Regions from separate parts of the Homo sapiens genome. Here region 1 is linked to region 2. A link is a loop called in an ENCODE intact Hi-C map of the cell type or tissue named here. Cell type or tissue: GM12878. All regions are shown on one strand. Links, peaks and the distances in the headings refer to the core of each region. The heading gives the core; the rest is flanking DNA.

Evidence for each region. Peaks named below come from ENCODE experiments on the same cell type or tissue, not always from the same donor. Only the 100,000 strongest peaks of a DNase experiment are listed, where the experiment ranks them.
Region 1: a loop joins it to region 2, with 3.0 times the contacts of the local background. A loop is called at or near these places in 8 of 110 quality-filtered maps.

What each region holds. Positions count from the first base shown.
Region 1 is chr5:146,653,876-146,670,328 of GRCh38, forward strand. All of the region lies in intron 5 of PPP2R2B (protein phosphatase 2 regulatory subunit Bbeta), which reads right to left. It also overlaps the pseudogene RN7SL791P. Among named protein-coding and RNA genes, the nearest start is that of PPP2R2B-AS2, 99 kb to the left of the region's middle. In GM12878, for the core only: a CTCF peak has its summit at 8,459 (motif pointing right); a DNase peak (open chromatin) is centred at 8,471.
Region 2 is chr5:147,179,122-147,195,574 of GRCh38, forward strand. It overlaps STK32A-AS1 (STK32A antisense RNA 1), which reads right to left. Exons shown (of 4, transcript NR_147190.1): 3 at 790-1,623. Among named protein-coding and RNA genes, the nearest start is that of STK32A-AS1, 48 kb to the right of the region's middle. In GM12878, for the core only: a CTCF peak has its summit at 9,896 (motif pointing left); no DNase peak of the experiment used is centred there.

The DNA.
Region 1 (16,453 bases), core at 6,920-9,419, 530 kb before region 2:
GTATTCCAACATCAGTCCCAGGCCTACGTCAAGGCTTGTCTGCTGCCCAGTGACTCCCCTCACAAGGAGAAAGAGGGAAGTTTGGTGGTTCAAGCAGGACACGATGGACCGATTAGGAAACCACATTGCGACTGTGTTTTTCATCTGCTCTGGCCACATTCTCCCTTTAAGGCCAGGCAGGAAGGAGATCCGGACACTATTCCCTGAGTCAGGTCCACAGTCAATTGTTAAGGTTGTCTCTGGAAACATACACGGAGAGCTTCTTGTGCCAGTCACTGAGTTTAGAACCCCTGACTCCCTGCCCCACCCAACTCCAAGGTGTTATCTCCTCCAGCGCCCTCAGTAACCAACCTTCCAAGGAAGATTCCTCTGTTTGCCCCATTTTACAGGGGAGGTGGGGGGAGGTGGAGTATCCAGTCCAATGTCACACAAAGAATAAGCTGGGGGCTAGGATCTGAAGCCAGTTAATTTGGTTCCTGAATGAGCACACCTAGCCACTACTGTGAATGAAACTATTAGGTTGAAATACAAAACTGCCATGTTTGCAAGTCAAAAATTGTGAAATATCAGCAATCTCATGCGGTTTAACCTAACACTTTGGAAAGGCTCTGTGGTGTATGGATGTGACATCAAATCAGGGAACATTTTGCCTTAGAGCCTCTTCCTAGGACATCATCTGTGTGTGTGGTGGGAGTCTTACAGTGGGAGGCCATAGTGTCTAGGCCTCTCCTCCTTCATTATTCTTGGTATTATATGCTTGCATCCTCAATAATATCATGCTGAAAGAACTATTTCTGTGGATAAGCAAAGTATGAAAGTGAGTAGCCAGGGTAGTTCTTGAAATCTACAGATGAGGTCATTGAGGTCTGAGAGGTTAAGCACCTTGTCCATGGTCACCCTTCCGGGGTTGCTTGCACAGCCTAGGTCTCTGCTTCCTGTCCCAGACTTCTGCTCCCACACACCATCTGCCTGAGCCATCCTCCACAGGACCAGAATGCCCTTTTGCCAAATGACAAAAGCAGAGCCAGACAAAATTCAGATCAGGCCAGGACGTCTTAACTCAGTTCAAACCTTGTCTGAGCCATGTTGGCAGAGTAATTGATGGGGCTAGGATCAAGGCGGAGACAAGGGATGTGCTGAGTGAACAGTGGTCAGTCCTTGGCCCTCTGAGCGGTCAGTCCTTGGCCTGTCTGCAGGTGGTTCTGTGTTGAGCAGCTGGAATTCAGTGATGTCCCCCGATTCAGGTGCTTCACCCTCCTCTCTGACCCTGGTTGAGTTTCAGCTCATTCTCCTAGGCTGCTTTCAAAGGACGCACATCCCAGCACTGTGTCTTGCCTGGACACCCAGTATTATATTAGAATATCAACCGAATAATGTCCCAAGCCCCAAAAGAGCAGCCTGAATCTAATCTGCAATAAAGCTTACAGAGATATATTTCAGTTGTAATATTCCTGGGAAGCTCTTCCCCCCCAGAGAGTGGCACGGCTTCCCCGCTCACTTCAATCAGTCCCTGCTCAAATGTCACCCCCTCAGGGAGGCCTTCCGTGACCATCCCACCTCAAATCGCACAGCCTTCAGTCTATCCTCTTCCCCAACTGACTGCTCAGAGTTTTTTAAACACTTCAGCAGTTCCTCAGTGAATTTTCATCGCTATCCTATGATTAACTTGGTAGATGTTACAATCCCTATTGCACAGATGAGAAAGCTGAGGCAGAAAGGTGAAGTTGTCTGAAGGCTCACAGTGAGTCTGAGGCAGGGCGAGTACTCAGGCCTGGCACTCCTGCCACTCCTTGACTCAGGAGTCTATACCCTTAGTCGCTTAAGGCACACTCAGATGCTTGGGAGGCAGACAAGTAAATAGATCTTTCAGCGAGGGCGATCACGCTGCCATGGAGGTCATCAGGCACTGCCCAGGCCGTATGAACCAAACGGGTCCTGCCTGGGGATCCCAAGGCAGACCTCAGAAAGGAGAAGACTACCAAGCTAGGCAGGGCTTGAAGGGTGGGTGGGAGGTCCCCAAAGAGAGGTGGGGGGTAGGGAGGGGAGGGAACTGGGCTTCAGTCAGAGGGACCAGCAGTGTGCAAACTCAGAGGAGAGACAGCAAAGTATACACATAACGATGGGTAACTGTGCTTCTGGGGTGAGGTCAGTGATTTAGTTATTCATTCAACAAATACTTATTAAATCCCTCCTCAATAGCAGACATATTCTAGGGACCGGTGCCACAACAGTGAACTCTCTGTGGTACATAAGTTCTTGTGTGTATGTGTACATGAGGAAAACCTGAGTTGGGTAAGGGGCTAGCAAGCGAGAGGTATGCTCTTTGAGGTGGGGTGGTCATAGAAGGCCTCTCTGAGGGAGTGGGGTATGAACAGAGACCTGAATGAAGTGAGAGGGGGAGCCATGCAGCAATGTGGGGAGGAGCATTCCAGCCAGGGGGAACAGGAAATGCAAAGGCACTGAGGTTGGAGTGTGCTCAGAGTACAGGAGGAACAATAGCAAAGAGCTTTTTTTTTTTTTAAGTAAGAAATGGGGTCTTGCTATGTTGCCCAGGCTGGAGTGCACTGGTGATTCACAGGCACGATCCCACTACTGATCAATACGGGAGTTTTCACTTGTTCTGTTTCTGACCTGGGTAGGTTAACCCCTCCTTAGGCAGCCTGGTGGTCCCTCACTCCCGGGAGGCCACCATATTAATGTGAACTTAGTGTGGACATCCTAACAGCATAGGGCACTACAGCCCAGGACTCCTAGGCTCCAGTGATCTTCCTGCCTCAGCCTCCTGAGTAGCTGACTACAGGCACGTGCCATGTACCTGTCAGCAAAGAGCTTTTATGGCTGGAGAGGAGTGAGTAAGGAAGCATGGCAGTTGGAGAAGATGTTGGATCAGTAGTCAGGGCCGGATCACCACCTTCACTGTGCGGGTGAGGAAAGCTCAGGGAGGTGTGGCTACCTGTGAGTAGCTGCCTGATATGGGACTCTATCCTCCCTCACCATTCCTTCTGTCTCTGCTCACCCGCTTTGAGTCTTCCTCCCTCAGGTTCTTATTATCTTTCCCGCCTCTCCTCTTGGGAAATACCAGATCATCTTTAACTTCCCAGAACGCATTTACTAACAAAATGAATGTTGCTGTCATTTGGCTTATTTGGTGACCACACCAGCGATTCTTCACAATCTTCCATGACACCTAAGTGGGGGTTGGCGGGTCACAGTGCCTTGCTTCAGAGACATGCAATTAAAGCAGAGTAGAGCCCTAGAAAACAGGAAGCCCCTGAAGCCTCCACTTTAAAAAACATATGTGAAAAGGCACAGCAAGGGGAGGCCATGGGGAGGACTCCCCTCAATGCGCCTTCATGAGAGGAGTTTTTCACAGAGAAAAAACAACAGCTGTGTTTACCATGGCAACCTCCAGTAGCTCAGTAAATTGACAGATTCAAGGCAAGACTCGGAGAAGAGAGAAGAGATGGCCAGATAGGAGATAAAGAACAGAAAAGATGAAGTCATGGAGAAGGAAGAAAAGAGAGATGTCTGTCTGTAGGATGTGGATGGATTTTAGCTGTTTAGTAACTCTAGGTCAAATCTCATTGAGGTGAACAGACAAACCTTTGAATACCATTGCTTGTTACGTACAAGCATAATCAATTATGTTATGGAAGGAGCATCCACATTCTCCTTCCTAAAATCAGATCTCAGGAGTACCCACAGGGTAGGTTCTCCTTACTTTTGCAAAAGAAAGATATAGAAAATGTACCTTAACTTATCCTGAATCTTACTAAGGTGTACTATGCAATTCATAAACACTTCTGAGAGGGACATTTGCATGATACTTTTAATCAAGGCCCCATAGACGACCCCATCCCCAGCTCATTATGATACGTACAACATAATCAACATTATGGGGTCTTTTGAAAAAATTGCTGTCAATTTAAATCCACACTTGCTCCATATCTCCTTGTTAGTGTTCAACAGATGCTCCCCATTCCCCTCTCCAAATAATTGAGATTACATTTAGACTGACAGTATATATCAAGGTCATGGGGTTTGGTGGGTTCTGTATCATCAATTAGGAAGTGCACATAGGAAGGTTATAACCACACACTGGCCCCAGATAAGGCCTTCAACAAACATTTATTGAGCATCTACTACATGCTGAGAAGTTGCCACACAGAGTATCCTTGAGAAGCTTAGAGGAGGTAGGCAATATGTAACCCCCTCCTTCTTCTTACTCAAACCACCCCTTTTGGGAAGGCTGCTTGACCTAGAAAAGACAAAGATGAGAGCGGAAGTCCTGGGTGTCCACCTCATCCTAGGTATACGGAAACCCTGACCCTGGTGCTCTGGGACCACAGGTTTGAGGCCCAGTGGAGAATCTGAGGGTGAATATGTTATCCCATCTTGAGGCACTAGACGGTAAATCTCTCAGAGGGGCTTGGAAATTCCAGATTCCGGCCTCGCTTCAAATTTATCACCTTGCCTTTTCACTGGGCTTCCTTCAAGAAACAGCCTTCATGACTTTTTAGTAACAACTGGGACCCAGACTTCATTTTCAAGGAAGAGGGAGTAAGTTGTCATAAAAATGGGAGAGCATTGGGTCCTCCTATAAATATCCTAATTCCAAAGAATACAGCTCAGTGGTACAGAGCAGCCGTCTTCAATGAGAATACCATTCCCCTAGGAACAGCAGTGGTGGATGACTTCCTAAGAACTATGTGAAAAAGTTTTAAGGAAATTCATTTCTTCGTTCCTAACTTCCATGTTCTCCTTCCTAAAATCAGATCTTCTCAGGAGTACCCACAGCCTAGGTTCTCCTTCTTCCTTTTTCAAAAGAAAGATATAGAAGATGTACTTTAACTTATCCTGAATCTTACCAAGGTGTACTATGCAATTCATAAACATTCCTGAGAGGGACATTTGCATGATACTTTTAATCAAGGCCGCATAGACGCCCCCATCCCCAGATCATTATGAGATGCATTTCTAATAAAATGTTACTTTTTATATTTATTCATCATTTGTCAGAATTATATGTTTATGCTGTTTTGATGTATTGTGTTCTATTAATAGTCAAAGCAACAACTAAACCCAGAAGATAATTTTAAAGTCTTACAGTCATATATTCATAAAAGAAAAAGTCTATTTACATCTATATTTGTCATAGAAATGATCAAAAACCTTTTAACATGATTTAGGGGAAATGCAATAAAAATAGATGTTTGAAGAAGAAAAAATAATAATATGAAGCTTTTGACTTAAAAAAAATTTGTTCACATATTCTTTTAGTGGGTATTGGTGAGTATCCAGTAATGAGGTATTTAAATCCCACTGGATGCAACCAAAAGATGATATAAAAGCTTTATTTTAAACTGCCAATGTTTAAAATACTTTGAAATCACATTTTCTGCAATTATTTAACATTACAATGGAAATGCTTAGTTACCTACTTTAAAAAGCTCAGGAAAGTACATAGCTATTCAAAATTCTTCTGGAGGTACACAAGCACACAATTTGAATGGTATAAGAGGGTTTTTAGAGTTATGTGGACTTGGGCTTGGATCCTGGCTGTGCTAATTACCAACCATGTGGCCTTGGGTTTGCTGCTTAGTCTTTCTTGATATCAGTATTCCCCTCCTTAACGTTGGGGATATGTAACATTTTCAGTAGCACTGTTAGGAGAACTTAGCATGACGATTGACACATACCATCTAACGAAGAAACATTTATGGAGACATGATTTGTGCCAGGATTGTGCTAATCATTTATGCACATCATGTTATTGAATCTTCACAATGGCCTTATGAAGTAGGTACTAAGATCATTGTCATTTTATGGATGTAACTCCTGAAGCAACACAGGTCATGAAGTTTGCCCAAGGTCATATTGTTGCCAAGGGGTAGAATTGTCCCTGGATGTCAGCTGTCTGGCTCCAGCCCCTATGGTAGCTATTATTAGCATTCTTACCATTAACTTCCAATTGTAGAAAAATGGTCCATTCTGAAAGATTGCTTGGGGAAGATTTTCTGACTTTTCTATATTGACTATGAGGTTTTAGCATCTCTTCCATCCACCAAGGGAATTCAGTCATGATTATATAATGTTAAGGTTGCTTAGGAAAAGTAGCCAGGGGAATGATTGGTCATTGGATAGAGATTAACTTTATTGAGAATTTAAAAAGCTGAAAGCTCTCCTGGTTAGGAGTTTTGCAAATAGCTCCGTCCTCATTGTCATGAAAATCTTGAACAATATGGACGCTCATCCAATTATCAAAGCAACCTGGGGGGCAGAGTCTGGCATTGTGTGTACCCATTATTGAAGGGTAATTCAGTGTAACAAACCAAATAGAGTATGTACAATGACTGTCAAATAAAATAAACCACTAACAAATTAAATTACTTTTCATTTTCAGTAGGAAGAATGCCAGTCATTTTTCATTTTAAAAAATATGCATCTTAATTCCATTTTTTAAAAACGTGAAAAGAAGCATTTAAAGGCCTCTTGTGCTATCTATACTGATGTTTATTTTCTATAGATATATTTCTCCTGGTCCTGGGGCATTTTCCCTCAAAGAATTAGTGGAGCGTTAAACCTCACTTTGGTCAAAAAACCTGTTTCTTCCATGGATCAATGGTGGATGGTGTTCAGAAAGCAGGAGTGATAGGCTGGCTCTGGCTTACAGCGACATATCAGAGCTGTTGTTTCCAGAATGAAACTGCCACTCACCAGCACCCCGCCAAAACCCCCTGGGAATCCTATCCAAATAATATAATTTTGAGATTTCCCTGCTCACACCCTTCAACAGCCTCAATATGTCCCTAATTTCTTCTTTTACTGGCTTTGTCATACAGATTGAAATAAGCCTGAGAAGAAAAACCTCTTTGAACCAAGTCAGGCTTTGTGTTTCAGGTCATTAAATATCTTAGAATTATATTCTTTCATTTGACAAACATTTATTAAGTGCCAATCACTGTATTAGGTAGTATGTGTACACAGTGAACAAAAGAGATTAAGGGGTAGAATTTAAAGTCTAACAGGGAAGAAAGACATTAATGTCTCTAAGTAAATACATTGTTATAAACTGTCACTGATGCTACAAAGAGATGTATATTGTTTCATGAGAGAAAGAAATAGGGGCTCTAACTTAGACTGAGGAATCAGATAAGTTGTTTTTAAAGAAATGACAATTCATCCCACGAAAGCAGGGCCATAAGCATTCAATCCTCTAAATCAGTGTTTCTCAATTAGGAGCGATTTTGCCACTGGGCAGTGTCTGGAGGTATTTTTGGTTGCCACAATAGAGGGGATGTTACTGGCATCCGTGTGCAGGAGCTAGGGAGGTAGCTAAACTCATTTTGATGAACAAGGTAGCTCCTCCTGAAACAAAAAATTATCTAGCTTAAAATGTCAACAGTTCCAAGGCTGAAAAACCCAAGTCTTAAGGACACTCTCCTGGAACACAGTCCAAATCTAGGGTGCATAGAAGAAACCAAGTACTAACTTCTACAATAGACCAGCAATAAGTTTCAGTTCATGAAGACGTTTTGGATTAAAAGGTACTTCATATACAAAGATATATACATATATACATAAATATATAAAATATCTATGTTTAATATCTATATTTCAAAGACATATAAAATATATATTTGAAAGACTTATCCCCTATGGCCAGCTGTAAGAATAATAAATGCATAAAAGCTGCCTGGGGAATTAATGTATATATTTTAAATTCAGTGCATCAAAAATGGTTTGCATGGCAAAAAATTTCATGCTCTTTGTGTCATTGACTTCTTTTGGCCTGACTATAAAAAGGAGAGGAAAGATACCTTTTTCTCAGAAGATAAACTCGCTAATTACCAACTCATGCAGAAACCTGTAATTCTGCCAGTTTTATCTTATTTTTTCCCCAGACACTTACTTTTTATGCCAATATCACTATTTCTCAAAGTGTGTTTCCCTGTTCACTGCCTTTCCTGTTATTTCCTTTGATGTTTTACATTGTGTAATGCCACAAGAAAAAAAGAGACATCTTAAAATACCCCAGTAGAGGAAAATTTCAATTAACATTTATAGCTGGGGAGAGTGGGATTGGGAGAGGCGGTGGTTTAATTTTTGGTTAGTTTGGTTAGGATTAAGCACAAAAATTGTTTTTGCTGTTTTTTAACTGTTATTGATGAAGTATTACTTTTTCCTACTATTAGGATAAATATCACTGAATCTTTGATCACCGAGGATTGACCAAGCCTCCGAAGTATCACACTGCATTCTGTCATTTATTACCGTGGAATATACAGAACCAAGAAGATAAATACAAATTTGATATTAACTTCAAGAATCTTACAGCTGGAAGTTACCTGAGAAGTCATTTACATTAAAAAGGTCTGGATAAACACAAAGATGCATTTCTAAGAATTTAAAAAACATGGCCTTTCATAGATATCCATAGAATGTCAGTTCTGCCTCCCACCAACAGATGGCAGTAGTAATTACTAGCAACACTTTGATTTAGAAACAAATTGACTTAAGATTGACATTTCAGGGTTACATTGTCTGATTCCCAACCTTGGCTGCACATCAGAATCAAATAAGACCTCTTGTTAAAAACTGATGCCTGCCTCCCCGGGGTGCTCTTTTGCCCTTCTGCTTCTGCCATGGGGTGATGTTGCATGAAGACTCTCACAAGATGCTGGCACCTTGATATTGAACTTTCCAGCCTCTAATACTGTGAGAAATAAATTTCTTTTCTTTATAAATTACCCAGTCTGTGGTATTCTATTATACAAACACAAAATAGACTAAGACTATGGGTTTAAAATGATTTTTATAGTTCTATACTGATTGAAGGTTTATGTTAATTTTAAAAATTCTGATTATTTTTATAATCATAAAAAGAAAATCACTTATGGAAGATAAAAATGACAGGAAAAGGGTTACTATTTATGATATACAAAGAGTTCATGAAAATTAGTAAAAAGACAAACAGCTCAGTAAAAATATGGGCAAAAATAGGAATGAAAAATTCAGAAAAAGGGAAAAGAAAATGACCAAGACATAGATAGAAATATGCCCAACTCATTAGTAAAGAGATGTAAATTAAGATTTTTAAAATCTTTAATCTTATAAAAGATTAATCTGATGAATCTTTTAATTTTTAACCTTTATGCATAAAGAATTTACTCTATGCCAGTCACTGTTATAAGTCTTAAAACTATTAATTCATTTACACTCATAACAATTTTATGAGGTAGGTATTCATATCATCCTCTTTTTACAGATCAGCATATCTGAGACACAAAGCAGTAATGTGTCCTAGCTAAAAGTACACAACTAGTACTTGCTGGAGCTGAGACAGGTACTCAGTATTTCTAGCCAAGGGAGTCCTAACTCTAAACCACTATACTATGCTGCCTCTCAGTTGGAAGTATAAAAAGAAAAATATAACATTCTATCCTGGAGATGGAATAAACAACAAGCATTTACTCATGGAAGCATAAACTACAACAAGATTTTCAGAAGGTAATCTGGAAGTAGCTGTTAAAATAACATATACATCTTTTAACTTAGTAAACCTTACTTTAATGAAATCCATCCTATAAAAACATCCGTAAATAACAATATACAGGCATGTCCCAGAGATACTGCAAGTTCAGTTCCAGAACACCACAATAAAGTGAATATTGCAATAAAGTTGGACAAATTTTTTTGGTTTCCCAGTGTATATAAAGTTATGCTTATACTATACTGTAGTCTATTAAGTGTACAATAGCATTATGTTTAAAACAACAAGGTACATGCCTGAAGTAAAAAATACTTTTTGCTAAATAATACTAATGATCATCTGAGCCTTCTGTGAATCATAATCTTTTTGCGGGTAGATGGTCTTGACTCAATGTTGATGGATGCTGATTGATCAGGGTGGTAGTTGCTGAAGGTTGAGGTGGCTGTTGCAATTTATTTTATTTTATTATTTATTTATTTATTATTATTTTTTGAGATGGAATCTTGCTCTGTCATCCAGGATGGAGTATAGTGGCATGATCTTGACTCACTGCAACCTCTGCCTCCCGGGTTTAAGCAATTTTCTGCCTCAGCCTCCCGAGCAGCTGGGATTACAGGCACGTGCCACCACGCCTGGGTAATTTTTGTATTTTTAGTAGAGATGGGGTTTCACCATCTTGGCCAGGCTGGTCTTGAACTCCTGAACTTGTGATCCACCCACCTTGGACTCCCAAAGTGCTGGGATTACAGGCATGAGCCACCGCGCCTGGCTGGCTGTTGCAATTTTTAAAAGACAACAATGAAGTTTGCCATATCGATCGACTCTTCCTTTCATGAAAGATTTCTCTGTAGCATATTATGGTGTTTGACAGCACTTTATCCACAGAACTTCTTTCAAAATTAGAGACAATCCGCTCAAGCACTGTTGCTGCTTTATTAACTTTATTAACACAGCTTTATTAATATTGACGTGATATTCTAAATCCTTTGTTGTCATTTCAACAAGATTCACAGCATCTTCATCAGAGTAGATCCCACCTCAATAAACCACTCTTTGCTTATCCATAAGAAGCAATTCCTCATCTGTTAAAATTTTACCATGAGGCTGCAGCAATTAAGACCCATCTTCAGGCTCCATTTTTAGTTCTAGTTTTTTTTTTTTTCTATTTCCACCACAACTGCAGTGACTTCCTCCACTGAAGTCTTGAGCCCCTCAAAGTCATCTACGAGAGTTGGAATCAAGTGTTTCCAAACTCCTATTAATGTTGATATTTTGACCTCCTTCCTTAAATCATGAATGTTCTTAATGGCACCTAGAATGAATGGTGAGTGCGTCCCAGAAGATGTTCAATTTACTTTGTTCAGATCCATCAGAGGAACTATTTTTTGGTAGCGATAGCCTTTCAAAACGTATTTCTCAAATAATATTTCTCAAAAATGACTCCTTAATCTGTGGGCTGCAGAATGGATGTTGTTAGCAGGCCGGAAAACATTAATCTCCTTGTACTTCTCCATCAGAGCTCTTGGGTGACTAGGTGCATTGTCAATGAGCAGTAATATTTTGAAATAAATCTAGTTTTCTAGGCAGTAGGTCTCAACAGTGGGTTTAAAATATACAGTAAACCATGCTGTAAACAGATGTGCTCTATTCAGGCTTTGCTGTTCCATTTAGAGCACAGGCAGAATAGATTTAGTGTAATTCTTAAGGGCCCCAGGACTTTCAGAATGGTAAGTGAACATTAGCTTCAACTTAAAGTCACCAGCTGCATTAGCCCCTACTGAAAGGGTCAGCTTATCCTTTGAAGCTTTGAAGATAGCTATTGACTTCTCTCCAGCTATGAAAGTCCTAGATTGGATCTTCTTCCAACATAAGGCTCTCTTGTCTACACTGAAGCTCTGTTGTTTAGTGTAGCCACCGCCACCCATGATCTTAGCTAGATCTTCTGGATAGCTTTCTGCAGCTTCTACATCAGCACTTGCTGCTTCATGTTGTACTTTTATTTTATGGAGATGGCTTCTTACACCTCATGAACCAACCTTTGCTAGCTTCCAAATTTTTTATTCTGCAGCTTCCTCCCCTCTGTCAGCCTTCATAGAACAAAAGAGAGAGCCTTGCTCTAGGTTAGACTTCGGCTTAAGGAAATGTTGTGGCTGGTTTGATCTTCTATCCATACCACTCAAACCTTCTCTATGTCAGCAAGAAGGTTATTTTGCATTCTTATCATTTGTGTGCTCTCTGAAGTAGCATTTTTAATTTCCTCCAAGAACTTTTCCTTTGCATTCACAACCTGGCTAACTCTTTGGCACAAGAGGCCCAGTGTTGGGCCTGTGTTGGCTTTCGACATGTCTTCCTCACTAAGCTTAATCATTTCTAGCTTTTGATTTAAAATGAGAAACCCAAAACACCCCATAAGAATTCCAACATTAACATCAGAGATTAATGATCACAGATCTCTATAACAAGGATAATAATGAAAACATTTGAAATATTACAAGAATTACCAAAATGTGGCACAGAGACATGAAATGAGCACATGCTGCTCGAAAAATGGTGCTAATAGATTTGCTTGTTGCAGTGTTGCTACAAACCTTTAACTTGTAAAAAACATACTATCTGTGAAGCACAATAAAGCGAAATGTAATAAAACAAGGTATGGCTGTATGTCTGAGAACACGTATTGTAGCATTGTTAGTTATAGCAAAATTTAGAAACAATGTGAATATCTATCAATGGAGAAATGATTTAATGTCATAGCTTATCTATGCTTTAGAATATCTGCAGCTCTTTCAAGGAAGGTAAATTGGCCTGGAGGGATGTGTATATTACTGAGTAATATGTCTAGTGTGATCTCAGTTTTGTAAACAAAACAAAGTCATATCTGTTCATTCATTAATGTTAATATATGTATTCATAGATACAGAGAAAGGTATGGAAAGACATACACCAAACTAGCAACCTTAGTTACCCTGAGATATGGAACCGTAAATATAGTATTATTTGACTGGATGCTATAAACAAGCATTTCTTTTGTAAGAAAAGGAAGGGAAGACATCATGTTTAATGTTTTGTCAGGGCAGGATTCTTAAGATTCTTCAGTCTGCACTGGACTCTTCTTGGGAAAACTTAAGCATCTTTAATGAGCACAACTTTCTCATTCCTGTGAGCTTAATATCTGCTTTACTGAACTGTCCACCTGTTCCCAGAGTGGACAGGGAGTCAGCCCATTCCCTTTCTTTGCACAACAGCACTTCAGATACTTGAGGACAGCTCTCAACCCATCTCCTCTCCACTTTCATAGATTATACCAAGACTCAGCCTCCAATCTTCACACCTCAATAATGGTGAGCTCAGGCCACTTGGCCTCCACAAATGCTTTGCTTCACTGAACACAATCTACCAGCACAGGCATTTATTATTCCAAAGAAGACATGTGCTTTCTGTTTCTGTATGTTAAAACAGACTTCCCTTTGTAATCGTCCATATCATGTCATCAAGTAAAATTCCCAGGTCTTTTTTCAAATGAAGTAATATACCAAGTTGAATCTATTCTATACTATTTGACTGTTTTGAACTTGAATGTGATTTCCTAACCTCTCCTCCTAGATCTGTTGCTTTCTCTTAAAATGCAGAGGTAGGAAATGGTATGTGTGTGAATGTGGGAGATGGTGGTAGGAATCTACTGAACAGTAGATTCTGGATAATTGGATTTTTCTGTCTAATAAAGGCTATTGGTCAGAAGATGAACAAATGAGTTAGGGAGGTGGAGAAGACAATGGCAATGTTCTGAATTCAGGCATGAGGGTGGGAGAGACCGTAAATCTTCTCTTCCTCAATGGCTGAGCTGAATTTGAATGTAGTGATTCTAGAAAATAAATTGTTATATGAAGTGGATGAAGATGAAATAACTCCAGAGAAGAAGGTTTGCTGGTTCCAAGGAGAGACAGCAGGAATAGGCGTGCGCGCGCACACACACACACACACACACACACACACACACACACACAAAGGAGATAAAAAGTAAACAGGATGGGATGAGCAAGAGAAGAGAGTATCTGAGAAAAGAAGCAGAAATAAGACTCTATAGAATAAAAAGATGCCAAGCTTTCAGAAATAAGAATGGAGAAAAAGAAGAAAGCAGGGAGGTGAAGTAATATTCTAGTCTGGGCTCTTTAGATTTTAAGAACAGAAACCTTCCTAAACTTACTTAAAAAAAAAACCCAAAAGGATTACTGAAGTACAGAAAAATATTACAGATCATCGAGACTGAAATGGAGCATATGAAATAGAACAGGGACTTGGCAAGCTGTTAGGAACCTCGAAAAATGTGCTTTGTTTTTCTGTTTCTCTCTTTGTCTGTCTTGCTTAGGGGCCACCTGGTCTCTTAAACGCCTTCTCTCTGCATGTCTGGCCCTTTCTCCTCTTTTTACCAATGACTTCATCTGTTTACCAGTCTGAATATGGCCTCCAATGAGTCACTCCAGCCCAGATTTTATAACACTTTCAGCCCAATTGCTCAGTGCTATCAGAAAGGAGAGAAGGAAACAAGCAGGCAGAGAAACAAAGTGGGAAGAAGGAAGCATCAGAGCCCTGTAATTGGGTCTCATCCTTGTCCCTTGGACATCCCATATTCGTAATCACATCCACACCTTTTCCTAGGATATTCCTTTGTTCACCTCACTTCTATCCACCCATCCATATCCCTAAATCATCCCAGAACCTGACTGCTGCAGTTAACAGAGCTCATCTCATTCCTCCTTTCTTATATGTACCCACTGTGATGAAGAATAATTGGATACATTTAAGAGTCCTAAAGAAAACGATTAATTCTCTAGCTTCCTTCTTCAACCTGTCACTATTTTGACAACCCTCCTGGAATCATTTTGTAACTTGAGCTCCTAGTGTTTTAATCTAGATTTCTAACAGTGTCTTGTATAAGGAGGGCAAAGCACAAGTGGTCACTATTCCCTAGCTAGAAATTTTATTTTGTTTGGAATGTTATAATTGCCTTTCAATCTTCTTTAGGCAATGAACCCATTTATGTAATTCTCCCTCATAATTTCCCCCCACTTCCCTGCCAATCTTAGAAGTGCTATGAGCCCTTTTCATGGCAATCACATTCTTTTTAAAAACTAGATCCTCAAACCATATTAGAGTAAGAATTTATCCTGAACTGAAGAAAATTACGTAATTACTTCTTCTGGAACAACACACTATTTGGGGTGACTTATGCCTGGTCTACTTTTAAGTAACACTTTCATGTTATTCACTAAAACCCTGAGATCTTTTTTCTGCAACTTTACTTTGGCTGTGTTTCCACTTTCTACACATGAACTGTTGAGTTTTCTCCCCACATGTCCCAGCACTATGCTCTGTCCTTTTAGAACTCTGAATCCTATCTATTCCCTTCAAGTTTTCAAGGTTGTCATCCATTTCTGTACTGCTTTCTGACCTCTTTGCCCCCAAATGTTGTGAACTGCATTGCCATAGAATGGAAGGAAGCAGGGCACGGGTGGCATGGACAGAGGTTATTGCCTTTGAGGACTGTAGACTCCATTAATTCATTTTCTTCCTGAAGGAAGGAATATAAATTATTTTCTCCAATAGCCAAAGCAGAGGACCTTTTTAAAAAACCATCAAGCTCTGAGGCTAACAGAAAGGAAAGGAAAACCTAAAAAGAAGGGAAAACTAATCATAGAGAGGGAAAAGAGAACAAATGTGCAGTTCATTTAAAATCACTGTAGTTGAACATCAAATTATGGTACCTGACTTCCACCTATTTTACATTCTATTTAGTATTTATTTTGCCTCTAATCTAGGAATACAATTATGTACTGAATTGTATCACATATGCATTTAATATGTGAATTCAACTATATATGCTTAGAATAATATGAAAAAAGGAAAGAAGCAAATTTAAATAATGGGTCAGAGGTCCCAGGGAGTATGAGATGGGGGAGGGGAGTTAATCTGCTCTTTCTTCAGACCAATGGTCTGGGTGGATCTCATCTCTGAGCATCGTGGGATGTTGAATAAGTTACTAAGGTTTAAGGAAGTATATTTTTCACAAATGGCCCCTCATATTGTTTGCATAGTTTATATTCTACATTATTCTTTATATCCTATATATTTATATGTATATATTATTCTATATAGAGTTAATAAAAACAAACAAATCTTATGGGTGATTTATGGGATTTTTCAAGAGTATTTTTACCAAACCTGGTGCTTGCTTTATGGGGCGACTTTGGAACCTAACCTCTGTAAAACTGCCACTTTAATGACCCTTTAAAAAGTGCTTACTGTCCCCTGTATGCTTTACATACGTTACCTCCTTTAAGCTTCACAAAAATCCTGCATAGTTGATACCATACATATTTTACAGACTTTAAAGAGCTGAGGCTCAGTGAGGTTAAATGACATAATAAGTCATGAGGTCCTCGGGATCAGCAGAACTAGGATTCAAATACCATCTGAACCTTACAGAGAATGGTCAATACCATGGCATTTTTTTCTGGTGACGTTACTATATTTCCAGTATAAAGAAGATTTATGGATTATCTAGATCTTTAAACATGAATTCCTCTTGTATTAGAGGGAAAATAAGGCTAGCTTCAGGTTTCTCTCTGCAGTAAACTCAATGTCAGAATCATAACCAAAAAATGTTCACAAAATTATGACACTTTTATATCTTTCAGGTTGTGATTAGCATAGGAGTAAAGCTCATAAGCAGGCAAAAACTCAGTGAACACAGTATCTGTATTATTTTCCATCATATCCTTGGCATCCAGGACACAGGACATTACACAGAACAAATATTCAACAAATGTTTGTTGAATGAATTTAAAAGAATTTAAAAACAAAATCAGATTTTTCTCATTCAGAGATTCCTAAACTGGCTTTTAAAAAAATCAGAATCACCTGAGAGTTCTTAAAGAGCAATAGAAAATACAGACTTCGAGA
Region 2 (16,453 bases), core at 8,409-10,908:
ATACTATCATTGAAAGATGTTTAAAATATAAGCATACTTGTATACTTATAAACTTATATACTTATATACATAAAATATATACTAACACACACATGCACCACCCATTAAAAAAACTCAATGATCATGAAAACATACCTGCAAAGTAAAAGAGTGGAAAGAGATACAAGAAAATGTTATGGTAGTTGTAGCAGCTGGTTTGGAATTATGATTGCTTTTAGTTTTTTATTTGTGTTTTCTGCTCCATTTTCCCTAGTGAACATAATTAGCTCTTAATGAATCCGAATTAATATTTTCTAATGTCATGTTTGTAATAAATACTGACAATCAGTCCACTTGTCCTGATGTGTCTTTAAGAGGCAAATAGACTCAGAAAAATACTCAGAGTTGCGTCTCTGTATACAATACCATTTGACCTAGTTGAGAAAACAATTTTAAAACAGGACAATATCCCAATCTTTTGTAAGCTTACCAATTAAAAACAGATGACAAAAAAGTGAAATAGGCCTATAAATTGAGCATAAAAAATTGCATTTGAATTTCGGTGCTCTTTGACATTTAGACATAAGGCTGGTCTCCACTCTGTCTTTTGATTCTGGAGAAAAGCTAATGTCTTTAACAAGAGTGTGAAATAGCTGTCCAAACATGTCATTCTTGCCACTGCCTTTATTCACACCAAATGTTCTACTTTCTCTTTCAAATGAGGAAAAGATAGCACTGCAACCTTCCCCCAACTATAGGAAATGGATATAATTGAAGCATGATTTGTGTTGGGTCATGTTTTTCACTCACCTCCTTAGTGAAGATGCCTCCCCGCCTGAGAGGAGCCAGCTCCGTGTGGGTGTTCAGTGCTTCCAAAACTTGCTATCCAGCCCACCTTGTGATATAACAGAAATAACCAAAATGGAGCAAGTTTTCCTGCAGGATTTCACTTCTACCAAAAAGAAAAAAGAATAACAGCTCTCCCAGGTTACATAAAGGACTCCAAAGGGTTCTGGAAATACAGGAATGGTTGGTAATCTGGTGGGTCATTTTACAAATACCTTAGGAGGAATTGATCATCATAGAATCCTCACCACCTGAATTGGGAGCCTTGGTGAACACGTGCTTAAAAATGTAACACCTGAATTTTATTTGGTGCTCCCCTGTGCTCTATATTGAGTTAAATACTTTACATTCAATGTCTCAATGAATCTTCCTGGCAACTTTATTAGGAAGGTTTCATTTTATTAGTTCCCATGTTACAGATGGGAAAATTGAAGCTCAGAGAGAAGTTTAGTGGTTTGTAAAGGCCATGAAAGTAGTAAATGATGGAGCTGGGATTTGGATCCAGGTAGCCTGTCTGATGCCTGAACCTCTCTGCACCTGTCTTTGGAATCATTCAGTGATCAGTGCTTTCACCTATATCATCCCTATTACTGCTCCTATAGCCATTACTGGTGGATATGGTAATCTCTGTTTACTGATGAAGTAGCTGAGTCTCTGAGAGATCAAATCACTTGCTCCCCAAAACCAGAGCTATCTAGCTTCAAAATCAATGTATTTAGCAGTAGGCCACATTCTTTTTCATAGACCCACAGCCAGGACAGAGTGATTCCAAGTCTCTTCTTCCCTCTGTTTCTCCATCTGCAAAAAAAAAAAAAAAAAAAAAGAGAGAGAATCATATTTTCTCTGTTGAAAACTGCAACAGTTTGTGTGAAGAACCAAAGAGATTCAATGTCAAAGAACTTTGAAAAGTATGAAGACATAAGGGATTCATATTTACACCCATATTTCAGCTAAGTTTCCTTATCTGGCATCAACAATTAGAAAACGCCAAGTCTCTCCCACTCGTGCTGATAAGGCTGTGACTAATAATGTATTCCCTACTTTCCTTTATAGCAGGACTCAGATCATTGTTTGTATCCAGCCTTTTCCCAGACAGCCCTGTACTTTAAGACTGATACACCTGTAACCCCAGCAGCTTGGGAGGCCGAGGTGGGCAGATCACCTCAGGTCGGAAGTTTGAGACCAGCCTGACCAACATGGAGAAACCCCGTTTCCTCTAAAAATACAAAATTAGCTGGGTGTGGTGGCCCATGCCTATAATCCCAGCTATTTGGGAGGCTGAGGCAAGAGAATTGCTTGAACCCAAGAGGCGGAGGTTGTGGTGAGCCAAGATTGCGCCATTGCACTCCAGTCAGGGGAACAAGAGTGAAACTCCATCTCAAAAAAAAAAAAAAAAAAATTGATATGGTTTGGCTGTGTCCCCACCCAAATCTCATCTTGAATTGTAGCTCCCATAATCCCCACATGCCATGGGAGAGACTCAGTGGGAGGTAATTGAATCATGGGGGCAGGTTTTCCCATGCTGTTCTCATAATAGTGAATAAGTCTCATGAGATCTGATGGTTTTATACAGGGAAGTTCCCCTACACATGAGCTCTTGCCTGCTGCCATGTAAGATGGGTCTTGCTTCCGCTTTGCCTTCTGCCATGATTATGAGGCCTCCCCAGCCAGGTGGAACCGTGAGTCCATTAAACCTCTTTTTCTTTATAAATTACCCAGTCTTGGGTATGTCTTTATTAGCAGCATGAAAACAAATACAAGATTAAGCTGCCTTCATCCCCAGGTTCAAGGGTGGACACTGACAGGTCTAAGTTAATCAAAGTAATCTCAGTCCCCTGAATATAGTGATTCTTTCAGTTAACTTTGACTTAAGACAAGCAGCCCATGTATTCCCCTAACTAGGAGATTGAATTGAATTTGGACCAATTAGGTGCGTATTGATTATATGCTATGTAGCTGAGAAGCCTGAAACCATAATAGCTATTGTCCACTGCAAGGGAGGGTGGTCATAGGACAACACTGATGATATCAAAAGTAATAAAAACTTAAAAAAATGGGCTGGGCACAGTGGCTTACACCTGTAATCCCAGCACTTTGGGAGGCTAAGGCAGGCAGATCACCTGAGGTCAGGAGTTCAAGACCAGCCTGGCCAACATGGTGAAACCCCATCTCTACTAAAATTAGAGACTATAAAAATTAGCCAGGCATGGTGGTGTGCGCTATATTTCCAGCTACTCAGGAGGCTGAGACAGGAGAATCGCTTGAACCTGGGAGGAGGAGGTTGCAGTGAGCCTAGATCAAACCATTGCATTCCAGCCTGGACAACAGAGCAAGACTCCGTCTCAAAAAAAATGTTATTTATATTATTATGCTCAAGTTTTTGACAGTTTCTGTCCAACATCTGATGATCCTCCACCCTTCTTGAAGGTGATTATTTTTAGGACATCCTCATTTAAACTTGCATATTTAATCTCTGTCTCATCCCTAAGTCATTAATATTATTGCATCCAATTACTTTATATGAAAAGGCAATCTAATCTTCGCCTCGTTGTCTCATTTCCTAAAGCACTAAAACTTCATGTTGACTTTTGGGGCACGCGGGGAGAGATGTTTCCTAGTACTGCATTTTACAAATTAATGTTTGTTAGGCATAATTCCTTGAAATGGACTTGTGCTCTCTGGGATTCATCTTACTTTGTAAGTCGGAAGCACCTTTTCCTTCACTGAGAAGTGCCACTGACTGTTTAAGACTCTACTTTTTACATGTAAAGCAAGAAATATTAGTAAAATAAGGTAAATAACTTACTTTTTAGTATTAAAATGCTGTTGTCAAAGAATTGTATGCCAATGCTCAAAAAATAGATGTTTCTTACATCTCCTTAAAAGAGGAGTTTTGAAATAGAAAACAGATAAATGGGAATGTTTTATTCCACCCCAGAGCTGACTTCGTATAAGGACTTCGGGTTTCTGCATTTGCCTCCCAACCCCAAATTTTATATTTTTGGTGGCCAATTTCTTGTGGTCTGGAAGAAGCTAATTTACATTAACTAGCTCCCAGCAATTGCCTGTCCTTAAAGGCTCTCAAATCCACTTCTTCTTTTGCCCATCACAACAGACACTGCCCAGATTCAGGGCCCCATCACTTCCACCTTGCTGACCACAATAGACTTCTCACCATTGTTTCTCACTCCTGTTTCTCGTCCAGTGTCTGCACCTTGTTGCTGCTGGAGCTTTCTTTTTTTTTTTTTTTTTAATATATATATATTTATTATACTTTAAGTTCTAGGGTATATGTGCACAACGGGTAGGTTTGTTACGTATGTATACATGTGCCACGGTGGTGTGCTGCACCCATTAACTCGTCATTTACATTAGGTATTCTTCCTAATGCTATCCCTCCCCCCTCCCCCCACTCCACAACAGGCCCCAGTGTGTGATGTTCCCCTTCCTGTGTCAAAGTGTTCTCATTGTTCAATTCCCACCTATGAGTGAGAACATGCGGTGTTTGGTTTTTTGTCCTTGGGATAGTTTGCTGAGAATGATGGTTTCCAGCTTCACCCATGTCCCTGCAAAGGACATGAACTCATCATTTTTTATGGCTGCACAGTATTCCATGGTGTATATGTGCCACATTTTCTTAATCCAGTCTATCATTGTTGGACATTTGGATTGGTTCCAAGTCTTTGCTATTGTGAATAGTGCCGTAATAAACATACACGTGCATGTGTCTTTATAGCAGCATGATTTATAATCCTTTGGGTATATACCCAGTAATGGGATGGCTGGGTCAAATGGTATTTCTGTTCTAGATCCCTGAGGAATCGCCACACTGTCTTCCACAATGGTTGAACTAGTTTACAGTCCCACCAACAGTGTAAAAGTGTTCCTATGTTTCCACATCCTCTCCAGCACCCGTTGTTTCCTGACTTTTTAATGATCGCCATTCTAACAGGTATGAGATGATATCTCATTGTGGTTTTGATTTGCATTTCTCTGATGGCCAGTGATGATGAGCATTTTTTCATGTGTCTGTTGGCTGCATAAATGTGTTCTTTTGAGAAGTGTCTGTTCATATCCTTCGCCCACTTGTTGATGGGGTTGTTTGTTTTTTTCTTGTAAACTTGTTTGAGTTCATTGTAGATTCTGGATATTAGCCCTTTGTCAGATGAGTAGATTGCAAAAATTTTCTCCTATTCTGTAGGTTGCCTGTTCACTCTGATGGTAGTTTCTTTTGCTGTGCAGAAGCTCTTTAGTTTAATTAGATCCCATTTGTCAATTTTGGCTTTTGTTGCCATTGCTTTTGGTGTTTTAGACATGAAGTCCTTGCCCATGCTTATGTCCTGAAGGGTATTGCCTAGGTTTTCTTCTAGAGTTTTTATGGTTTTAGGTCTAATATTTAAGTCTTTAATCCATCTTGAATTAATTTTTGTATAAGGTGTAAGGAAGGGATCCAGTTTCAGCTTTCTACATATGATACAAAAGCCTGGCAGAGACACAACAAAAAAAAAAGAGAATTTTAGATCAATATCCCTGATGAACATCGATGCAAAAATCCTCAATAAAATACTGGCAAACCAAATCCAGCAGCACATCAGAAAGCTTATCCACCATGATCAAGTGGGCTTCATCCCTGGGATGCAAGGCTGGTTAAACATACACAAATCAATAAACGTAATCCAGCATATACACAGAACCAAAGACAAAAACCACATGATTATCTCAATAGATGCAGAAAAGGCCTTTGACAAAATTCAACAACCCTTCATGCTAAAAACTATCAATAAATTCGGTATTGATGGGACGTATCTCAAAATAATAAGAGCTATTTATGACAAACCCACAGCCAATATCATACTGAATGGGCAAAAACTGGAAGCATTCCCTGTGAAAACTGGCACAAGACAGGGATGCCCTCTCTCACCACTCCTATTCAACATAGTGTTGGAAGTTCTGGCCAGGGCAATCAGGCAGGAGAAAGAAATAAAGAGTATTCAATTAGGAAAAGAGGAAGTCAAATTATCCCTGTTTGCAGATGACATGATTGTATATCTAGAAAACCCCATCATTTCAGCCCAAAATCTCCTTAAGCTGATAAGCAACTTCAGCAAAGTCTCAGGATACAAAGTCAATGTGCAAAAATCACAAGCATTCTTATACACCAATAACAGACAAACAGAGAGCCAAATCATGAGTGAACTCCCATTCACAATTGCTTCAAAGAGAATAAAATACCTAGGAATCCAACTTACAAGGGATGTGAAGGACCTCTTCAAGAAGAACTACAAACCACTGCTCAACGAAATAAAAGAGGACATGAACAAATGGAAGAACATTCCATGCTCATGGATAGGAAGAATCAATATCATGAAAATGGCCATACTGCCCAAGGTAATTTATAGATTGAATGCCATCCCCATCAAGCTACCAATGAGTTTCTTCACAGAATTGGAAAAAACTGCTTTAAATTTCATATGGAACCAAAAAAGAGACTGCATTGCCAAGTCGATCCTAAGCCAAAAGAACAAAGCTGGAGGCATTAAGCTACCTGACTTCAAACTATACTACAAGGCTACAGTAACCAAAACAGCATGGTACTGGTACCAAAACAGAGACATAGACCAATGGAACAGAACAGAGTCCTCAGAAATAATACGACCCATCTATACCTATCTGATCTTTGACAAACCTGATAAAAACAAGAAATGGGGAAAGGATTCCCTATTTAACAAATGATGCTGGGAAAACTGGCTAGCCTTATGTAGGATGCTGGAGCTTTCTTAAAGCGAATCTGATAATCACATCACTCTGCTATGTAAAGCCTCTCTGGCTGTCTATTATCCTTGATAACATTCCAACACCACAGCCCTTTATGATCTGGCCCTGACCTGTGGACAGACACATGTGCAGTCACTTCTGTCACCATCTCTGCTCTGTTACACTTGCTCATTGCAGCTACAATATCAGGTCATACCTTCTGACTAATAGAAGGGGGACAAATTTGTTTTCTTTTTTTTTCTTTTCTTTTTCTTTTTTTTTTTTTTTTTGATGGGGTCTCACTCTGTTACCAGGCTGGAGTGCAGTGGCATGATCTCGGCTCACTGCAACCTCCAACTCCCGGGTTCAGGTGATTCTTCTGCCTCAGCCTCCCAAGTAGCTGGGATTACAGGCACATGCCACCACACCCAGTTAACTTTTTGTATTTTTCATACAGATGGGGTTTCACCATGTTGGCAAGGATGGTCTCGATCTCCTGACCTCATGATCCACCTGCCTTGGCCTCCCAAAGTGCTGGGATTACAGAAATGAGCCACCCCGCCCAGCCGACAATTTTTTTTTTTTAATTTTTAAGTTTAAAGAAAAACTTTTAGAAAAATGAGAGGTTTTCTTCTATATATTTTACTAAGTTTTGCTCCCCTCACATATAGCACTTTCAAGTCCCTGGCATTGTTTAAGTATAGTGCAAAGTAGGAATCTAACTTTATTGTCTTTATTGTGAATACCTAGTTGACTTAGCACTTACACAACAAATATTCTTAAGGTGGTCATTGTCAATTTTTGGAATATTAGCTAAAACATCTTAGAAATGTCTTTTCAGGGGAGGCAAAGCTCTTTAAAATTTGATGCCACCCAGTTTTTCAGTGCAGAAAAAATTTCCTAAACACGATACAAAGAACACAGTTCAAAAACAAAAAAGAGAGTCAGCATATTAAACTACATCAACAGGTTCAATTAGCAAAATGAAAAGAGCTATAGACTAGAAGTATACATTTATCACCCATTTATTTGACAAAGGACTAGTATCTAGGACATATAAGGAATTTTTATAAATCAATAAAAAGAATAAACAAAAAACCCCAACACAACAGAAACATGGGAAACGTTTTTGAACAGGCCAGTTGCGGAAGAGAAAACCAGGTAAACTTGTTTAAAAAATGCTAAATTTCTTAGCAATCAGGATACTCATGTTAAAAAACATGATCAAAATGCAGTATGCACATAAAAGGGTTAAAAGGGTACATACACATCTGATATTATGCCTTTTTTTTTTTTTACCATAATGATAAAACACACACACGCTGAAAAGCAGTATCACACTCACCAGAATGGCAAAGACTAGAAGTCCGTGGGTACCAAATATTTTCAAGGACAAGAGCAGGTCCTTCATGTACCCATCATGCACTGCTAATAGGAATGTACATTAGTACAGCTGCCTTGGTACAGTACACATTTGTTTTGTTTAATGGACAATTTTGGGGGCCTTGAGGCTTTGAATATGGGTTATGGTTTTTTAATCTGGAGCAAGATCTCAGATTACAGAGTGAATAACACATGGGATTCAAATGGCTGTATTCAGAGATAAAGCAGAGGGCCAGAAAAGCATCAATCCCCCAGGACCAAGCGTAGGCCAGGAGGTCTGGATATGTGGACAGAGGAACAGAGCAGAAAGGGTCACAACAAAGGAGGAGAGAATCACCAAGGCTCTCTTCAGCCTGACTGTAGCACTCCATAAAAGTGTCTGCAGCCTCCCCTGGGGGTGGGAGGTAATAAGGATACTGAGTCAATTTCAAGCAATCAGCAAATCCCTTTAAACTAGATCCAGAATTTATATACCTCCATGTTGAAGAAGGAAGAGTCAGTATTCTCCAAGGTCTCACAGCCAGAAAGCTGTGCTACCAGGATTCACAGCTATGCTTCGCTTTCAGCTTCAATACTGGTCATTTTGTTTCAAAAACTAATCCTGCCTATTATTCCTCTTCTCTTTCAGAATGAATAAGAAAATTAACCATCCAATAGGCATTGAGTGGAATCTTGGTTATAAGACTGTGAAAAATAAATATAGCTCAAGACACTGTCTGTTTTAGTCTCAAGGCTCTTGACTTATGAAGTGGCTGGGCACTATTTATTTAAACATCAATATGTTTTGTTTCATGATTTCTCTCTCCCTTCCATGAAGATAGCCAGGCCCTTTGTGTTTCCTTTTCCTAGGAATTTTTGCAAAGGTAAAGTAGAGGTCGCTGAGGACAGCTCTCCTCTATTCCCTCCCTCCCCATTCTCTCTTCTTCCTTCTTTCTCCTTTGAGTGAAAATTTGGGCTTTTATCGTATTAGTCTGTTCTCATGCTGCTAATAAAGACATACCCCAAACTGGGTTATTTTATTTTGTTTTTGAGACAGAGTCTTGCTTTGTCACCCAGGCTGGAGTGCAGCGGCACGATTTTGGCTCACTGTAACTTCTGCCTCCTGGTTCAAGTGATTCTCCCACCTCAGCCTCCCAAGTAGTTGGGACTACTACAGCCAGAGAAAGGCTATCGTCTCTAATACATCTTTGCTGCTGTTGATCAAAGGCTTCCTGACTCGGAGACATACCTGGAGAAACAGGGGCCTAGACTCCCAACACAGGCAAGGGTCCTTCAGGCAAGAAACACAGCAGCAGGTGCTTGATCTCAGGAGACCAGACAGGCTTGGACAATGGACATCCCTCGGTACCCAGTGTGGACAGAGGCTCCCAGAACAGGCACCTTCTGGACTCTTTGGCACCTTTGTAATTGGGGTGGGGAGAGTTGGGGGGGCGGAGCTTCAATAATGACAGAGTACACTTCTCATCAATCTGGCAGGATGGGAACTTAGTCACAGTTTGATTTATGAACAACAAATGTAACATTTCTTGCACCCCCTTGTTCGTACCGTGTTAAGACTCGTACCGACTTTTACACTAGAAGTGGTAGATTGTGAGAGTCGAAGTAATCCCTAAAACTTGCCCAGCCTCATCATTTCATTGTCAAAATCAATCTGATGCCGCAAGCGGAGTGATTCCGAAGGTTGGAGGGTCACTAATGCAGGAACACACAGTAAGCAAGTATCCTGGCATTTTATCCAGCAATGTCTCCACGGCTCACGTTGCTGGTTGAAAAAGAATAGTGTCCTGAAAAGCTGGGGAATCTCAAGGCATTTTAAAATGAAAAACAAGATAAAACAAAACAACGATAGAAATGAAGCTATGAAGGCGCGGCCAAGTAACGCTCAGAGCTGTTGATTTCAGAATCAAACTCTGACTTAGACTGCCCCCTGGTGGATAGAAATAAAAGTGTCTCTGCTCTGCAAAGGGAGCTCGTAACAGATGAAAGAAATGCGAAAATCCTTCTGTTCAAATTCAGGTCATCCTTTAGAGGCTTTAAACCCTTTAATTAATATGACGCTATGACTGCTATCACAAGGAAATGGTAAAGTGTAGATGTTAACATGGGCTTTTAACAAAACTGCAGGTTAGGTCCCAGCTCTGGAACTCTGAAGTTACCCCCATCTCTCTGAGACTCATTTTCCCCCACTGTAAAATGGGCACAATAATAAGACGTTCCTTATAGGGTTGTTTTGAGGACTAAAGAAAAAAAATCTATGTAAGAGTCCTTAGAAAAGTGCTGGGTGTGTAAGAGCTCAATATAGAAACTCTTCTTCTTCTCATTGTTGCCATTTATTGCCATCGTGATAACTTTGTGAAAAATACTAATATGCACATGAAGTCTTCATAATTGGGAAAATTATCAAGGAACATGATGATGTGCATTTTCCGTATATTCTATTACTTCTGTAAGAAGTTTCTGTATATTTACCTTAATGTTTTCTGCATATTTACAGAAAGTTTACAGTTATGTCACCTAACAACAGGGATATGTTTAAAGAAATGTGTCTTTAGATTTCAACACTGTATGAATATCCTAGAATGTGCTTACACAAACCTAAATGGCATAGCTTACTACACACCCAGGCTATCTGATATTGCCTATTGCTCCTGGGCTTCAAACCTATAGCAGGGGTGTCCAACCATTTGGCTTCCCTGGGCCACACCAGAAAAAGAAGAATTGTCTTGGGCCACACATAAAATACACTAACAATAGATAAAAAGATTTTAAAAATCACAAAAAAAAACCTCATAATGTTTTAAGAAAGTTTATGAATTTGTGTTGGGCCGCATTCAGAACTGTTCTGGGCTGCAGGCAGCCCATGGGCCACGGGTTGGACCAGCTTGTTAAGCAGCGTGTTACTGCATTGAATACCATGGGCAATTGTAACACGATGGGTTTGTGTGGCTAAATATACCTAAACATAGAAAAGGTGCAGCAAAAATACAGTATTATAATCTTATGGGAACCTTCTTGTATATGGGTTATATATTTTTGTCATTGACTAAACTGTCATTATGCAGTGCATGGCTGTGTACCATTTCTGTATATTTAACTTGGCTTTCTGTATATTTACCTAAATGTTCATTCTCCACTTATAAAAACACCCTAAAAATTCTCTTACTATTGATTTTTACTTCTGTCCTTTTTTCATTCAATAAGAGTGGAATAAAAACTGAAACAGAAGTGTCAACTTGTTTTAGGCCTTATTTGTAAGGAGAGAATGACTAATTTAAAGACTATCCAGAAAACCACCACTTATGCTGCAGCATCTGTTGTATAGAGGCATTAATAAGCCTTTGTCTTCATGTCAGTTAGCTATTATTGTGTAAAAGCCAACTCACAAGTTAGTGGCTTAGAACAATAATGACTTCTTACTTGTCCTGATTCCAGGGGTTGCTTATTAATTCCTCTGGTCCATCGATCTCAGATGGCCTTGCTTGCATAGCTGGGCCCTCCCTCCACATGGTCACTCATCCTCCAATAGGCTACTTTGGGCTTATCATATGGTGGCCAAGAATTTCCACCAGCAAGACAGGGCAGCAGGCCCCAACCCCCAAGCACTTGATTACTACACATTTGCCAATACCCCATTAGCCAAGGCAAGTTACATGGCCAAGCCCAGGTTCACAGGATGGAGAGATGGGCCCCCATCTTGTTTGGAGGAGCAGCAAAATCATATTGCAAAGGAGGGTGCATGCAAGCATAGGGGAAATTAGTGGCAATTTTTATTTTTGCAAACTACCACACTTCCTGAGTTTCAGGCTCTGATAAAACACGGGGGATATGAGCCAGACAATAACAACAAAAGCCTAAATAATAGCAGCTGACATCCATGGAGTGCCTTCCATGAGTCTCATGCTTCATGCCTATGTGAACCAGGCTACTACTGAAGGCCAGAGAAGATTTTTAAGAAGGAGGCTATGGCAACATGTAGTTCACATACTCATTTTGCTGCTCAGCTCCACTCAGTTGCTGTCATGTGGGTATGAGGCTCAAGGTTGGTAGATACTCAGATTTTTCAGGAGATGGTGAAACCTGGATTGTTATATAAAATCTGCTGATATTTAAATGTTGACAACTCATTCCCTTTTGTAACTTTGTGCTGGAACTAATCATCTCTTCTGAGGGGGCAGAGGAAGACCAGTTTAGATCCTTTTGCTTGCTCATGCTGGGACGAAGTGATTTGCATCAGTATGAACACAGGAGTACTATTTTCCTTTGAAAATGCATGATGTATGAAGTGGGAGGAACCCCAGAGCAACAGCAGCACTTGCCAGGAAAAGATGCCCCAAGACTGAATGGGGCTTTTACAGTTGAGGCTTCCGGGGCATTTGCTAGAGGAGACAACACAGCACAGTGCTTACGTGTGTGGGTTTTACAGTCAGATGGACCAACTCTGCTGATGATATTCCTCTCTTCTACTTAACTTTTAAATCTCTTTCTAGAACTCAAAAGCACAACATATGGAGCCAGACTGCCCAGGTTTGAATCCCAGCTTTGCCACTTACCAGCTATTTAAATTTGCTATTATCAAGGTCTTGTCTATGTTCAAAGAGCACTTTGTATATAAAGATACAAAGTACTTTTCCCTGGGTAATTTTAGTTGCCTGCATCTCTGCTTTCCTCACTCAGCATACCATAATTACCTAATAATCATATGAATAATACAGAAAATATTCATAGAGCTTTTCACTTAAACTACCTTATGGGTTGAGCAATTTACATACATTGTCATTCAATCCTCACAACTCTAGGAGAGCAGCATTCTTTTTATTCCCATTTTATAGATGGAGAAACAGAGAATTAAGTAACTTGTACCCAATTTACACAGTTAATGAATCAGTAATGTTGTCATTTCAATTCCAACAGATCAGCTGAAGATGTTACCCAAATTGGAATCCGCAGGTTCTTGGGATGTCCAGGGACATACTTTTGAGGTCTGCAAGTTCTCTAAACATTTTTAAAATTTTTAAATTCATTTCAATATACTAAAACACTATCAGCACTTGTTGAATATTTGAATGGCCACTTCAGTCCCCGAGTTCATATGAACTGTAAGTATAAGAAACATATACTAGATTTCTGTTTTTGCCTATAATAAGCAACATTAGCAGAAAAATGAACTAGCTATGAGATTTTTTTTTCCATTTAAAAGATTCGGCACATTCCTCAACTGTGAGAACACGGCATACTACAGTGCTCCTCAAAGGTAGGGAGTATAATGGAACCACTTAAAGTTTGGTTTTTAAAATTTGATTTTTATTAACTATGTGACCTTGGGCAAGTCAATTCACTTCTCTAAGACTCCGTTTCTTAGTAGATTAAATAGGAGAATAGGGTTGCCATGAGAACAAAATGAGATGATATCAGAAGCACTTGGCAAAATACTTGGCACAATAGAACTGACAAGAGCTGATAATACGAACAATAGAACACATAAAGACAATTCTTGCCCAGTGAGTACTTGGATTCATTTGTAGATTTTGACACCATTTGCTTGGCTGTGATTCTGAATTAAGAACTTCACAGTTGAAGGGAGTGTATTTACCTCTTACACAACAGTGGTTGTCCTTCCTGAGATGACAGGTGAAATCATCCATGGTTTATACACAGCCATCTAATTTCTTAGAGCATCCTTTTATTTTAAAGAGTAACTTTTAAAAATCTGGGATAGTTTCCAATCAGGCAATTAAATTTGTTTCCCAGAATTAGTTTCTTATTTCCAATCAAACGCATTTTTTTTTTTTACCCATCTTCTCATCACATGTCTTTGTGGTCCAGAATATAGGAAATTTACTACAGATATAGCCTTATTTCATCAGGGAATAAGCATACTGACCCATGGTTTGGCAAATCACTTGAAATAATTTCACAGGAAGAAAAGTATAATATTTATTAAAATTAATATGGTTCTCAAACACCATGAATAATCCATTGAGAGTTGATGACATTTTACATAATTGTGGAATAATATAAATCACTATGCTATAAGACAATGTCTTAAGTGAAAGAAACCTGGCCACTTACAGCCAGTGCTGTACAACAAAAAGACAATGCATTTCAAAGCCTCAGATTTGGATCCCAGCTTGACTGTTAGTAGAGTGAACATAAAAATGTTTCTTTACCTTCTTTTCTCTTGACAGGCTCTACTTCCCACTGGTGAAGTGTCACCATTTGATAGTCTTAACCAGAAAGTGACTGAGACTGATGTCTCAATGGATAGAGATTACTGTAATCAATGTTTGAGGGAAAAACACAGGCCACAGGAGCATCTGTGACTTGTGCTTTTCCGAATAGGGTTTCAGGAGCTTCAGTATTTAAAGGAGAAAGAGCAAGCAGAAGGGAAAAAAAGAGAGGGAAGGGAAGGGAAGCAGTGAGGCAAATGCTTACATTCTTGTGAGGCTCTGATTAGCCTCAGTAAATCTGCATAAGGGGAGTAGAGGAAAAAGTCAATTATGCATCCATCTCAGGGTAGGCAGAAGGATGATTTCTCTTCTCATCCTTGTCCTGTACCTGTGAAGATAAGCTGGTAATGGGCAATTTCAGGGTGAGATTCAACAGAACTTGGTTTTAGGGATAGTTTATAGATAGAATATGTATCCTGAAAGATTTAGGGACCATAAGGAATTTCCTTGTGAGTAATTTGTGAGGAAGGCCATCTGGAGAGATATGTGGCCTTCCCTAGTTGCAGGAACCTGGCTTATGGATGAGGCTATGACACAGGGTTGTGAAATTACAGCTCTCTTTTGGGGAAGGAAAGAAATAAGGGCAACGTTGTGTGACCCAGTCCCCAGTTTAACATTTCCTTTGGCATAGTGATTTTGGGGTTTCAAAAATTCCATTTTCTTTCACAATAGCATACATTTTAGCAATTTCTACTCCTTTTCTTTCTGTCTCTCCAGCAGGGGAAACTCTGACCCAAAAAGCTATTATAACCATTTCAGAGTGCTTGGCATTGTACCCTTCATTCATTCATTCCTTCCTTCATTCGGCAAATAATTATTGCATGAGTACTACTGGCCGTGTACTCTCACAGCTGCTGGGGACTCAGTGGTGAGAAAGGAGGACAAGTTGCCTGCTCTCAAGGAGTTTATCTTTCATTGGAGAAGTTAGACAATAAATTCAGAAACAAATAGTTAAACAAAATAGTTTGGACTGAGTGCTAAAAATGGTGCCATTATGGCAATAAACCAATTTTATAGTGAAAGGGGCCTGTGCTAGAGGGCTACGCTAATCAGGATGGCCATGGAAATTCTTTGTACTAGGAGAGTTGGCTGCTGAGGAAGAAGCTGTGTGAGGGTCAGAGGGAGGAGATGCTAGGCAGAGGGAACTGCAAATGCACACGCTGTGAAGTATGAAGGCTCTGGGCAGACAAGAGTCAGTAATCAGCCCAGTGTGGCTGAAGCACATTAAGCATAGAGCAGCAGACAAAGGGCAACCTCACTGAGCCAGATCTCATCCAACCTAGTAAACCACGGTAATCACCTTGGATTGCTTTCCAAGCAAGGTGGGAAATCATTGAAGGATTCTAATCAGGGGACTGATATAATCTGGTTTTTATTTTTAAGAGTGATCTGGTTATTATATGGGGAATACATTGTAAAGAATCAAGAGAGGATGTCTTAGTCTATGCCCACTGCTATAAATGACCATAGACTGGGTAATTTATAAATAGTAGAAGTTTGCTTTTCACAGTTCTGCATGTTTGGAAGTCCAAGATCAAGGTGCCAGAAGGTTTGGTGTCTGGTAAGGGCCTGGTCTCTACTTTCAAGATAGTGCCTTGAACCCTGCTTCCTCCAGACAAGATGAACACTATGTCCTCACATGGCAGAAAGGACAGAAGGGCAAAAAAGAGAGCAAACAGTTCCCTTGCACCTCTTTTTTTTTTATACTTCAAGTTCTAGGGTACATGTGCACAACGTGCAGGTTTGTTACATATGTATACATGAGCCATGGTGGTGTGCTGCACCCATGAGCTCATCATTTACATTAGGTATCTCTCCTAATGTTATCCCTCCCCCCTCCCCCCACCCCACAACAGGCCCCGGTGTGTGATGTTCTCCTTCCTGTGTCCAAGTGTTCTCATTGTTCAATTCCCACCTATGAGTGAGAACATGTGGTGTTTGGTTTTTCGTCCTTGCGATAGTTTGCTGAGAATGATGGTTTCCAGCTTCATCCATATCCCTACAAAGGACATGAACTCATCATTTTTTATGACTGCATAGGATTCCATAGTGTATATGTGCCACATTTTCTTAATCCAGTCTATCATTGATGGACATTTGGGTTGGTTCCAAGTCTTTGCTATTGCCCCTGCACCTCTTTTATAAAAGCATTAATCTTATTCATAAAGGTAGGGCTCTTATGGCATGATCACCGCCCAAAGAGCCTCACCTCTTAACACCACCAGCCATGAGAATTAAGTAGCAATATGAATTTTAGCAGGGAC